2 separate regions of the Homo sapiens genome follow, and region 2 is linked to region 1. A link is an interaction called in ENCODE POLR2A ChIA-PET data of the cell type or tissue named here. Cell type or tissue: CD4-positive, alpha-beta T cell. All regions are shown on one strand. Each heading gives the region's core, and the rest is flanking DNA. Links, peaks and the distances in the headings are about the cores only.

What was found. ChIA-PET counts read pairs that join two places held together with the same protein. Peaks named below come from ENCODE experiments on the same cell type or tissue, not always from the same donor. Only the 100,000 strongest peaks of a DNase experiment are listed, where the experiment ranks them.
Region 2: POLR2A ChIA-PET joins it to region 1 with 6 read pairs; 4 of 35 experiments call an interaction of 5 or more read pairs at or near these places.

What each region holds. Positions count from the first base shown.
Region 1 is chr1:244,072,118-244,077,590 of GRCh38, reverse strand. No RefSeq gene overlaps it. Among named protein-coding and RNA genes, the nearest start is that of ZBTB18, 24 kb to the right of the region's middle. RefSeq lists enhancers at 113-613, 2,726-2,775. In CD4-positive, alpha-beta T cell, for the core only: no CTCF peak of the experiment used is centred there; a DNase peak (open chromatin) is centred at 2,600; H3K4me3 peaks cover 1,448 bases; H3K27ac peaks cover 2,209 bases.
Region 2 is chr1:243,834,900-243,840,372 of GRCh38, reverse strand. The region is part of intron 2 of AKT3 (AKT serine/threonine kinase 3); the gene reads left to right. Among named protein-coding and RNA genes, the nearest start is that of AKT3, 13 kb to the left of the region's middle. In CD4-positive, alpha-beta T cell, for the core only: no CTCF peak of the experiment used is centred there; a DNase peak (open chromatin) is centred at 2,012; H3K27ac peaks cover 1,782 bases.

The DNA of each region.
Region 1 (5,473 bases), core at 1,456-3,955:
TGAGGACGGGAGACCGCAGAGGGGCTGCTCACGTGCCGACGCGCAGGGATCTCTGGCCCGCACCGGACCTGGGCTCTCCCAGCCCCACCGCCGTGGAATCTGAGGGACTTCACGCTTCTGGGAAAGGAACAACAAAGAAGGCATACACAGAGATTTTGTGCGATTCAGAAAGACTCCAGAGAGTAACAGGCCAGCTTCCCTCCGGTATTGGAAGCTACTCTATGAAACTCAAACTCATAGGCCAAAACTGCATGCTTTTTTCAGAAGGCCAAAGCAAGTCCACCTCAGCTCAGAGTATGCCAAGCTTCAATTAAATGTAAACGGATCCCTTAATGCATAGAAGAGACAAAATAGGGCTGAGGCTGCATGCTGCATTGAGTCCACATGGCACCAGGGAAGTCTGACCCCTGGGAAAGGGCACGTACAGGTTGGCTGCAGGTGCCCGGAGCATGTAAATAATTGGAAATAATGGGGCTCCAGTAGGTACCATCAAATGCGTGAATGGGATTATTCCTAGCACTTCTGCGAGCCACAGATGACTTGCGCCATCTCCTTTACTGTGCTGAGTAGCGACAGATGGCAGAAGGAGAGTTGGGCAAAACCAAGTCTCGTCTCCCCACCATTAACAAGCTGTGTGACCTTAGGCCAGGCACTTAACCTCTCTGGGTCTCAATTTCCATGCTTTTATAAGGCTGAGGAAAGCTCAATTCCCTTCTGGCTCTAAAATCCCTCTTCACCCCTTCTCACATGAACTTTTGGAATTGGCCACGGAGGCCAAAAGAAGCCGTGGCTGCATGCTGGTCTAGACTGAACAACAGACACCCCAGCAGGCAAAGCCTCGTGCAACATGCCAGGGTGTTCCTGAAATCGTAGAGGTAAATCAGCTGATTGAAAACTATATCATAAAAGTTATGGAAGTCTCACTCTGTCGCCCAGGCTGGAGTGCAGTGGCCCGATCTCAGCTCACTGCAACCTCCACCTCCTGGGTTCCAGCTATTCTCCTGCCTCAGCCTCCCCAGTAGCTGGCATTACGGGAGCATGCCACCACGCCCAGCGAATTTTATATTTTCAATAGAGACAGGGTTTCACCATGTTACCCAAGCTGATCTCGAACTCCTGACCTCAGGTGATCCGCCCACCTCAGCCTCCTAAAGTGCTGCACCTGGCCCCTTTAATCTGTTTCTTAACTTGATTTTCCACAGGTGGATTTAATAAGCTTCAGAGTCAGCTGATCTAGGTTGGAACCCTGGTTCCTGGAAAAATTACTCTCTCAACTTCAGTTTCCTTATCTGTAAAATGGTGTTAGTGCCTACCTTGAAACTTTGTTAGGGAAGCTAGCAGGAATTTATGTCGAGTGAAGCAGAGTACGTTAAACATGAGGTGCTCGCCTCATATCAGCTTTTTTGCACGATCCTCAAAGCAAAACACATGTTCATGTGTACTTGCCTTTTTCTCTGTGGTCTCTTTTAGGTCCTCCAGGACAGGGACAATATTTTTATTCTTGGTAAACCCTATAGTGCTTTGCACAACACTTAGTAGAATAAGTGAATTCATCAATGAACGAAATTACTCTTTCGTTTTTCCCTAAGGTTCTGGTCTCTTTTAGGTCCTCCAGGATAGGGACAATTGTCATTCTTGGTAAACCGAGAATAAAACTTTTCTCTCTGATCTCTTTTAGGTCCTCCATGATAGAGACAATTTTTATTCTTGGTAAACCCTATAGTGCTCTGCACAATACTTAGTAGAATAAATGAATTCATCAACGAACGAAATTACTCTTTCGTTTTTCCCTAAGGTTCTGCCTTCCAGAGTTCACACCATCTCACACTTCATTGTTTCTCCCTTCCTCACAGCCAACATCTCTTCCGGGTGGTAGGTTTAAGTCAGTCTCCGGTCGCCGTTTTTGCAAGTCTTAGAGACTGGCCCTTTTAAAAGAGGATTCCTGACATTTGCATCTTGTGTCAGAACACATGCATTTGCATACGTTGGAGAACCTTGAGGCTCCAGACAGCCTGAAGTTAGAAAGTGCTCAGAAGAGCAAGGCAAGCCTCCCCCAGGAGGGTAGGAAGTGGTAGGCACTTACAGTTAGTGCCAGCCAACTCCTTAATGTCCCAGCCAAATTCCTGGGATGGCCAGTCCCAGGAAACCACATGTTTTTATGCTCAAGCTTGTAAAACATTGTCGTAAGTAAATCAAATTTTTGTCCTGCCCTCTCTGCTTACCAGACCAAGAGCAGTGATTATGAATGGCAAGTGGCAAGAAACGGGGTGGAGAAAAACATCACCAGTGAAGACGGAAATGTGTCTGAGAGGTAGGACGGGGGTGTCTGCTTTCTCAGGGAAGCTCCAGCTTCTGTTCCACCTCCTGGGAACCTGCCTGTGTGTCCTAATGTCCACCTAGCCCGGATGAGACTGGACAATCAAATTCATGCTCCTCCCGCTCTCCCTCACTTTACCTGTGGGGGTGTCAAAGCCAGAGAGTGAAGCCATTAAATCAGTGCAACCAGAAAATTCATGAGCTCAGAGAGGGCGGGTTGCCTGGTAGAATTAGTAAACTTCATGAGGTGAGAACCACATTTCCGTTCAGCTCAGTGTTCGCGGTGCGAGACAATGCCTCGCCCACTCGAAGTGTTTGTTGAGGGAGTGGATGCATAGATGCAGGAATAAACCAGTGAACGAACACATCGCAGCCGGCAGTAAACTCAGCAAGCCCTTCAGGTTCCCTTTCAAGGCGCTAAGACTACCCGTTTTGCAGCCTGGGCTACTTAGGGGTAACAGGTGAGAAAATATCTGTTGAAGTTTCCAGGACAGTGGAGAGGGCAATGCGTGGGCAGGTCCCAGGAGAAAAAAAAGGCTGCAGGTGGGGTGGAGCCAGCCGTGCAGGAAGCAAGTGGGAGAGAAGTAGGAGGTGGGTGCAGCTGAGCGCCCGGGGAAGCCCCTGCAGGAAGGGACGTTGGTCAGGCAGGAGGAAGGAGGAGGAAAGAGCACATCACATCTGTGGTGCCCAGGTGGCCACCCAGAGCCCACTACGCCACATAGGCTGTCATTTAATTCCTTCAAGAGCCCTGTGATTTCAGTATTATTATCTCCATTTTATGTCGGAGAAAACTGAGGCTCAGAAATAGTAAGAAACACAACCAAGGTCAAGAAGCTGGAAAGTGGAATAGCGTTGGGAATTCAACCAAGGTTTCGCCAATTTCAAAGCCAATATTCTTTCCATCCTCCTAGCACTGTCTCCTGGGAAAAATTAATGTGAGGGATACGTATCACATTGATACACATCATCCAATGATACCCTGCCTCCACCCTGCCGCCAGCCACCCAGCCCCATCAGTCCCCAAGTCCCGTTGACTTGTTTTTTCTAAGTTTGACTGGGACCCAAACCCTTCTTTCCATCCCTGGCTGGGCTGCTGCCTCAGCCCATTCCTCCATCACCTGTCACGTGGACCACAGCGGTCCTCTCCTGACAGGCCAGCCACCCTGCTTGCATCTCACATGGCACATCCACAACCACAGTGTTCTTTCTGGAGTGCAAAATGGAATGTTTTTCTCCTGCTCTAGGATGAGGCCCAGATCCCCTAGGTCCTGGCCTGGCTGACCAGCCCAGTAGCATCTCTCTCAATTGGATGGTGATCCCCAAAAAGATATGTCCACACCTAACAACCGGACCCTCTGAATGTGACCTCATTTGGAAAAAGGGTCTTTGCAGATGCCATTAAGTTAAAGATCTTGTGATGAGGAGATCATCCTAGATTACCCAGGTGAGCCCTAAATCCAATGACAAGTGTCCTTTAAGAGGCAGAGAGAGACCTGGTGCGGTGGCTCTCACCTGAAATCCTAGCACTCTGGGAGGCCGAGGCGGGAGGATCACTTGAGGTCGGGAGTTCGAAACCAGACTGGCCAACATGGTGAAACCCCGTCTCTACTAAAAATACAAAAATGAGCCGGGTATGATGGTGGGTGCCTGTAATTCCAGCTACTCGGGAGGCTGAGGCAGGAGAATTGCTTGAACCCAGGAGGCAGAGGCTACAGTGAGCCGAGATCGTGTCACTGCACTCCAGCCTGGGTGATTGAGTGAGACTCCATCACAAAAAAAAAAAAAAAAAAAAAGAGGCAGAAGAGAAGACACAGAGAGTAGAAGACCACGTGAAGATAGAAGCAGAGATTGGAGTGGTGCAGCCACCAGGAACGCCTGGAGCCACCGGCCACTGGAACTTCAGGGACAAGGGAGGATTCCCGCATGGAGCTTCTGGCGGGAGCATGGCTCTGGCAACCCCTTAATTTTGGGCTTCTTGCTTCCAGAACAATGAGAGAATAAAGGACTGTTGTTAGAAGGCACCCAGTTGCTGGTGATTTGTTTGGCAGCCCTGGGAAACTGATACACCTTTCCCATCGTGCTCTAGCCAGACCCACTGGACTGAGAAAGATCTGACAGTTTCCTCAGATTTGCCCAGTTCTCTGTCTGGTCCTTCGCACATGCTAACTCTCTGCCCAAAACACTGTTCCACCCGCTTATTTACAGGCTGACTCCTCTTCCCCTGCCACTTTCTGAAGAATCTTCTCTGGCACATCAGCCAGGTTGGACTCCACTTACAGCGCGACCCCTCTTTCGGTGCACTTCACTTTTATAACACTCATGATACTTTATGGTCATTTTTGGTTTCATTGTTTCATTGGCTGGTAAGTAAGTTCCATGACGGCAGGAACTGCTGTATCCCCAGGCCCAAGTGTGCAGTAGCCACTTCGTCAACATTTTCCCTCTACCTTAGTTCCATTTCCACCTCTGGCAAGCTTCCCCCATTATGTGAGGAAAGCCCATTTTCAGCTGGAAATACAGGAGCGAACCCATGAAAATGGGGTGAGGAGGGCAAACAGAGAATGAAAGAACTTAGTGTCATCTTCAGCCCTGTGCCCAGTCACCCCCAAGGCCAGCGCTGCTCCTGGGCTTCCTAGCCGTGTGAGTTAATAAAGTCTATTCTTTCTTCACACTAGTCTGTGTCTGTTTTCGGTCACTGAAAACAGTGACTGAAAGGATCCTAGCAGAGACGATGCTTCCACTGCTTGAAAGGTACCAACTCACACGTCCCCATGGCCTTTCTAAGAGAGAGTTGCTGAAATCCCTATGTTAGTGAGGAACTGGGGTTCAAGGGACCCTGTCATGTGCCCAAGCTCTCACCATCGTGAAGTGGGCAAGCCTGGATCTGCACCCCATCCACGCAGCAGGCAGGCAGGAAGATCAACAAAGGCCTGAAGAGAGGCAGCAGCCCAATGTCAGGCCCGAAAGCCCTCCAAATACAAATCACAAGAATTGGAGTGCAGGCCAGGCACAGTGGCTCACATCTGCAATCCCAGCACTTTGGGAGGTCGAGGCGGGTAGATCATGAGGTCAGGAGTTCAAGACCAGCCTGACCAACATGGTGAAACCCCATCTCTACTAAAAATACAAAAATTAGCCGGGCGTGGTGGCACGCACC
Region 2 (5,473 bases), core at 987-3,486, 240 kb after region 1:
CTTACCTTGCCCCCCACCCCCAGCAGGCCCTGGTGTGTGATGTTCCCCTCCTTGTGTCCGTGTGTTCTCATTGGAGAACAAATGGATTTCTTACGCTCTCTTTGTACTCCAGAGCTGCCATACTTTAATTTGGTTTCTAGTTTGGACTGTGGCTATTTTTCCTGGATTTTCTTTATTTTTATTTTATTTTATTTTATTTTTTGAGACGGAGTCTCGTTCTGTCACCCAGGCTGGAATGCAGTGGCATGATCTCGGCTCACTGCAACCTCCGCCTCCCGTGTTCAAGTGATTCCCCTGCCTCAGCCTCCCGAGTAGCTGGGATGCCACCATGCCAGGCTAATTTTTTGTATTTTCAGTAGAGACGAGATTTCACCGTGTTAGCCAGGTTGGTGTCGATCTCCTGACTTCGTGATCTGCCTGCCTTGGCCTCCCAAAGTGCTGGGATTACAGGCGTGAGCCACCGCACCCGGACCTTTTCCTGTATTTTCTGTTTTTTTTTTTTTTTTGAGATGGAGTCATGTTCTCCGTCTCATCAACAACAACAACAAAAAATTGATATAATAAAGTTATAATATAGTTATTACTTTGAATATTAGTCTTTTTTCGTAAGACTATATGCATCAATTGTTGTTATCTCCAGATATAATCTGATTTGTACTTTTAATGTGAGTAAGTTGCTTTTCAGTAAATATCTTCTTGGAAAATAAAAAAAGGGCTGAAAGATAAATATTCATTATTACGTAGGATAAATGCTTTCCTAACCTTGGTTATTAGTGATATATTAATAGTGATATCCTATTTTTTACACTTTTCTGGACAGTTGAAAATGATAAGTATTAATTGAGATAACACATTACCATAGTATTGTTGGTGTTAGAAATGGCAATAAAAGAAACATCACGGAGCAAACATCAAGTAAAGTATTGTCTGCGTTTTCCTCCTTGATGGATCCAGGACAGCTCCTTACAACTTGGTTGCACATCAGCATAGGAGGCATCTCTGTATATATTAAATACTTACTAAATGATCTTACTCAAAGACGAGCCTGTAGGTATGTTCTAGGTGACTCTAAATCTCTAAATTGGATTTCAGCACTTCTCTTAATTTTTTCCCTTATAGCTAGTGGTAATATTTGCTATGAAGGTACTTAGTGTATTAATAAAGTAGGAAATTTAGCCAGTTTAAAAGGTCTAAATTATAGAATTAAATAAATTGCAATAGTATTAATTAAGGGCTTATTATAATTTATTAACTTTCATTTGCTTAATAAAATTTCATAAAAACCTAAGTAGTCTTTTATAAATGTGGAAAGCTAGTTCCTTGATAATAAGTTAAAATATAATGTATAACTAGTCAATTCATAATGTTACTGTTTTGAGATTGTCATAAATCTAAGAGGTGATTTTTATCATTAAAAGCATTTTGATGAAAATGTTCCATGCTCGTGTTACTTTATTCTACTTTTTGTATTAGTATCTAACAAACTGAACTTTCATGTTGTATTCTCTATGTGTAACCAGTTTTGGCTTTCAAATAACTTTTTCCCTTAGTTTTCTTTGTACTGACTTTGTCCTTTGAATAATATTTTTCTTATATTCCATGAAATGGTTTATTTAGATGAACTACAGTGTCGGTATTTGGTAATGCCAGGATAAAGATTTTGTGTCTATGAGTTGTCTCACAAGATAGCTTAATTCTGCTGAGCAAAATATACTTTAGCAACATAAAGATTGTGAACTTGGTTATGCTGTAAGATGTGATTCTTGTTATCTAGTCAAATTTAACAAGTTGTTACAGAAAACAATTTACATTTTTGAGTGTTTATCTAAGTCCAGGGGTCTTTTCTTCTCCTTTATTTTGTGCATGCATGTGTTTTTTTTTGTTCATTTTTTATTCACAAAATGACTTTAGAAATAAGTTATAAAATGATTAGGAGAAAGAAAATGACAGTATGATTTCCTGTTTACTACCCAGCAGCAAGCTTTTTCCATAGAGAGTAAAGAGCTGTGGTAGTGACTGTGTAAACCACATGGTACATTAGAGAAGCTCACTTTGACTGTTGAGGTTATACATGGAGAGTAAACATAAGAAAATTAAATTTATTTTCTAATGGTATTGAAACTCTGAGATTTAACTAATGTATTTACAATACTGTGAAATTAGCTTTTCTTAGAGTTTCAATGTATTATTTTTGAAAGTTTCAACCAATAGAACCACATGGAGCAAACCATCAAATAAGCTTTCATATACATTTTGAAGTTATTTATAGAATTGTAAAGTTGCTGTTACACACACACTTGCTCCTTCTCAATCAACAATCAAGTTTTATGTATTGATTTTGTAAGTTGAAGTCTCATGAAATTCACTTATTAATGTTAGTTTAAAGATTTTCTACATAGATGGTCAAGTTATCTGCGAACATCCACAGTTCTGCTTTTTCCTTTCCAATCTTTATGCCTCTGATTTCTTTTTCTGATCATATTTCACTGGATAGGACCTCCAGTACATTGTTGAATAAAAGTGGTAAGAGTGGATATTTTGCTTTATTGCTCATCTTATTGGGAAAGCATTTATTTTACCACTTAAGTATCACATTAGCTGTTCCTTTTCTGTTGCTGCCCTTTATCAGGTTGAAAAAATTCCCTACTATTCCTAGTTCGGAGAGTTTTTATCATGAGTGGTGGTCAGTTTTTTCTAAAGATTTTACTGCTTCTATTGAAATGGTCATTTGATTTTTTCCTTTTATTCTCTTAATATGGTGAATTACTTTCATTGCTGGAATAAATTCCATTTGGTCATGGTGTATTTAAAAAAATATATTACCAATTTGGACTTACTGATATTTTGCTAAGGGTTTTTTGCATTTACAAGAGTATTGATCTGTAAATTTCTTTTCAGTTTTGATACAGTGGTTATGCTGGATTCATAAAATAGGTTGGGAAGCACTTGTTTCTCATAAGGTGGATTGTATTTTTTCTTCAGTGTTTGACAAAATGTATCAGTGAAGCCATGTGGGTTGGAGCTTTCTTTGTGGGAAGATTTTTGATGATAAATGAGATTTCTTTAGATACAAGGCTATCCATATTTTCTATTTCCTCTTGTGTCATTTTTGGTAAATTGTATTTTTTAAGGATTTCCTTTTCATCCAAGATGTTCGTCTAAGTTACTGGGTGCAAAGTTTTTAATATTCCCTTATCCTTATTTTTATTTTTTTAGTAGAGCCAAGATTTGCTCCATTGCCCAGGCTGACCTTGACGTCCTGGGCACAAGTGATCCTCCCACCTTGGCCTCCCCGAGTGCTGGGATTACAGGCTCCCTTATCTTTTGAATGTCTGTAAGATCTTAGCGATATCTCCTTATTAAATCCTGATATTGGTAAATTATATACTTGCTCTCTTTTTTCCTTTGATAATCTTGCTAGGAGTTTATTCATTTTATGAAATCTTTTTTTTTTTTTTTTTTGAGATGGAGTCTCGCTCTGTCACCAAGCTGGAGTGCAGTGGCGCAGTCTCAGCTCACTGCAACCTCCGCCTCCTGGATTCAAGTTGATTCTCCTGCCTCAGCCTCCTGAGTAGCTGGGATTTACAGTCATGTGCCACCATGCCTGGCTAATTTTCTACTTTTAGTAGAGACAGGGTTTCTCCATTTTGGTCAGGCTGGTCTTGAATTCCTGACCTCAGGTGATCCACCCGCCTTGGCCTTCCAAAGTGCTGGGATTACAGGCCTGAGCCACTGCACCCAGCCAACTTTTTAATGATTTTTTAAATGATCCATTATGTGGTCTTATCATTTGGTCTGTCTGTATTTTATTTTTTGGGGGTATAGTGTTATAAATATCTAGTCAAGATGATTGGTAATGGGTCATAGTCTTCTATGTCTTCACTGACTCGTTTTTTTTTTTTCCTCTAGTTCTGTGACTCAGTGTTATAGTCTCCAGCTATGATTGTGAATTTATCTGTTTCTCTCTTTAGTCCTACCTTTTTAATTTTATATATTTTGAAGCTCTATTATTAGAGGCTTTTTTGTTGTTATATCTTCTTGATGTATTGCTTCTTTTATCCTTATGAAATGTTCACCTTTTTCTCAAGTGACACTCTTTATCTTGGAATTCAGTTTGTGTGATATTAATATAGTAACTCCTGATTTTTTATGATTAGTGTTTGCATCTTGTATCTTTTCAACTGTCCTATTATATTTAGTCTTTGTTTTGTATTTAAACTGTTTCTCTCGTTGACAGCATATGTTTGGGTCGTGTCTTTTTTAAAAAATCTAATTTGACAATCTTTACCTTTTAAATGGGAGTTTTTAGGCCAGTCATATTTAATGTAATTATTGATATGATTGAGTTTTCTGTTTGTGTCATGTGTTCTTTGTATCTTTTCCCTATTTTTTTGCCTTTGTTAGGATTTAGTATCTTTTCAGTATCCTATTTTATCTCTCCTATTGGCTTGTTATTTATGTGTCTTATTTTAAAGCAATTTAAAAATTTATAGTTAATGTTATTGTTGGTGTGGTTGAACTTAGGCATACTGTTATTTTTTTAAAAAAATACCTCTCTTCATACTTTCTTATCTTCTTTTGAGTTAATTGAATTTTTTTCAGTATATTCCACTAACAGTATGCATTCTCAACAGGAGTGGTAATTCTCCTATAGGGCAATCATAGGTTCTTGGAAAAGGGTACAGAATATCCTTTTATATTACAATTGTTTGTGGCTCTCCAATCACATTATATAAACAGATATATCTTTGGTATTAAAATTTCTTGGTGGGGACCGAAGTGATTTAGAGGGAGTTTTCTAAAGAGGCTCCTTAGGTGAGCCAAGGAAAAACCTTTGATAAACAGTTCTGTCATCATTTTAGCTTGCATTGCTTTTTTAGGTATTGTTCTAAGGTAGTGGAATACAGAATACATGTACAGGTTTGTTATATGGATAAATAACATGTTGTAGGGGTTTGGTATACAGATTATTTCGTCATTCAGGTAATAAACATAGTACCCTATAGGTAGTTTTAAGATCCTCACTTTCTCCCACTCTCCACCCTCAAAATACATCCTCAGTGTATACTCTCTAAAGTACAACCAGGGTGATTTTGGTCCCCAGAGGACATTTGGCAATGTCTGGAGACATGTTTGAAATGATGTGGGGGTGGGATTGCTACTGGCATCTAGTGGGTAGAGGCCAGATATGCTGCTGAATGTTCTATAATGGACGGAATAGTATCCCATGGCAAAAAAATTTCCAGTTCAAAATGTTAGTAGTGCTGAGGTTGAGGAACTCTATTCTTGAGATTACAATATTCATTCTTAATTTATTACAGTCTATGTAGGGTTAGTATTTTACTGCTCCATATAAAATATAAGACTCTTCCAATGCTATATTTATATTTGCCCCCACTTCTGAGAGTGCCTTGTGCTGTTGTTCTCCTGTATAGTATATCACCATGTTATAAACTCTGTTATAATGTTATAT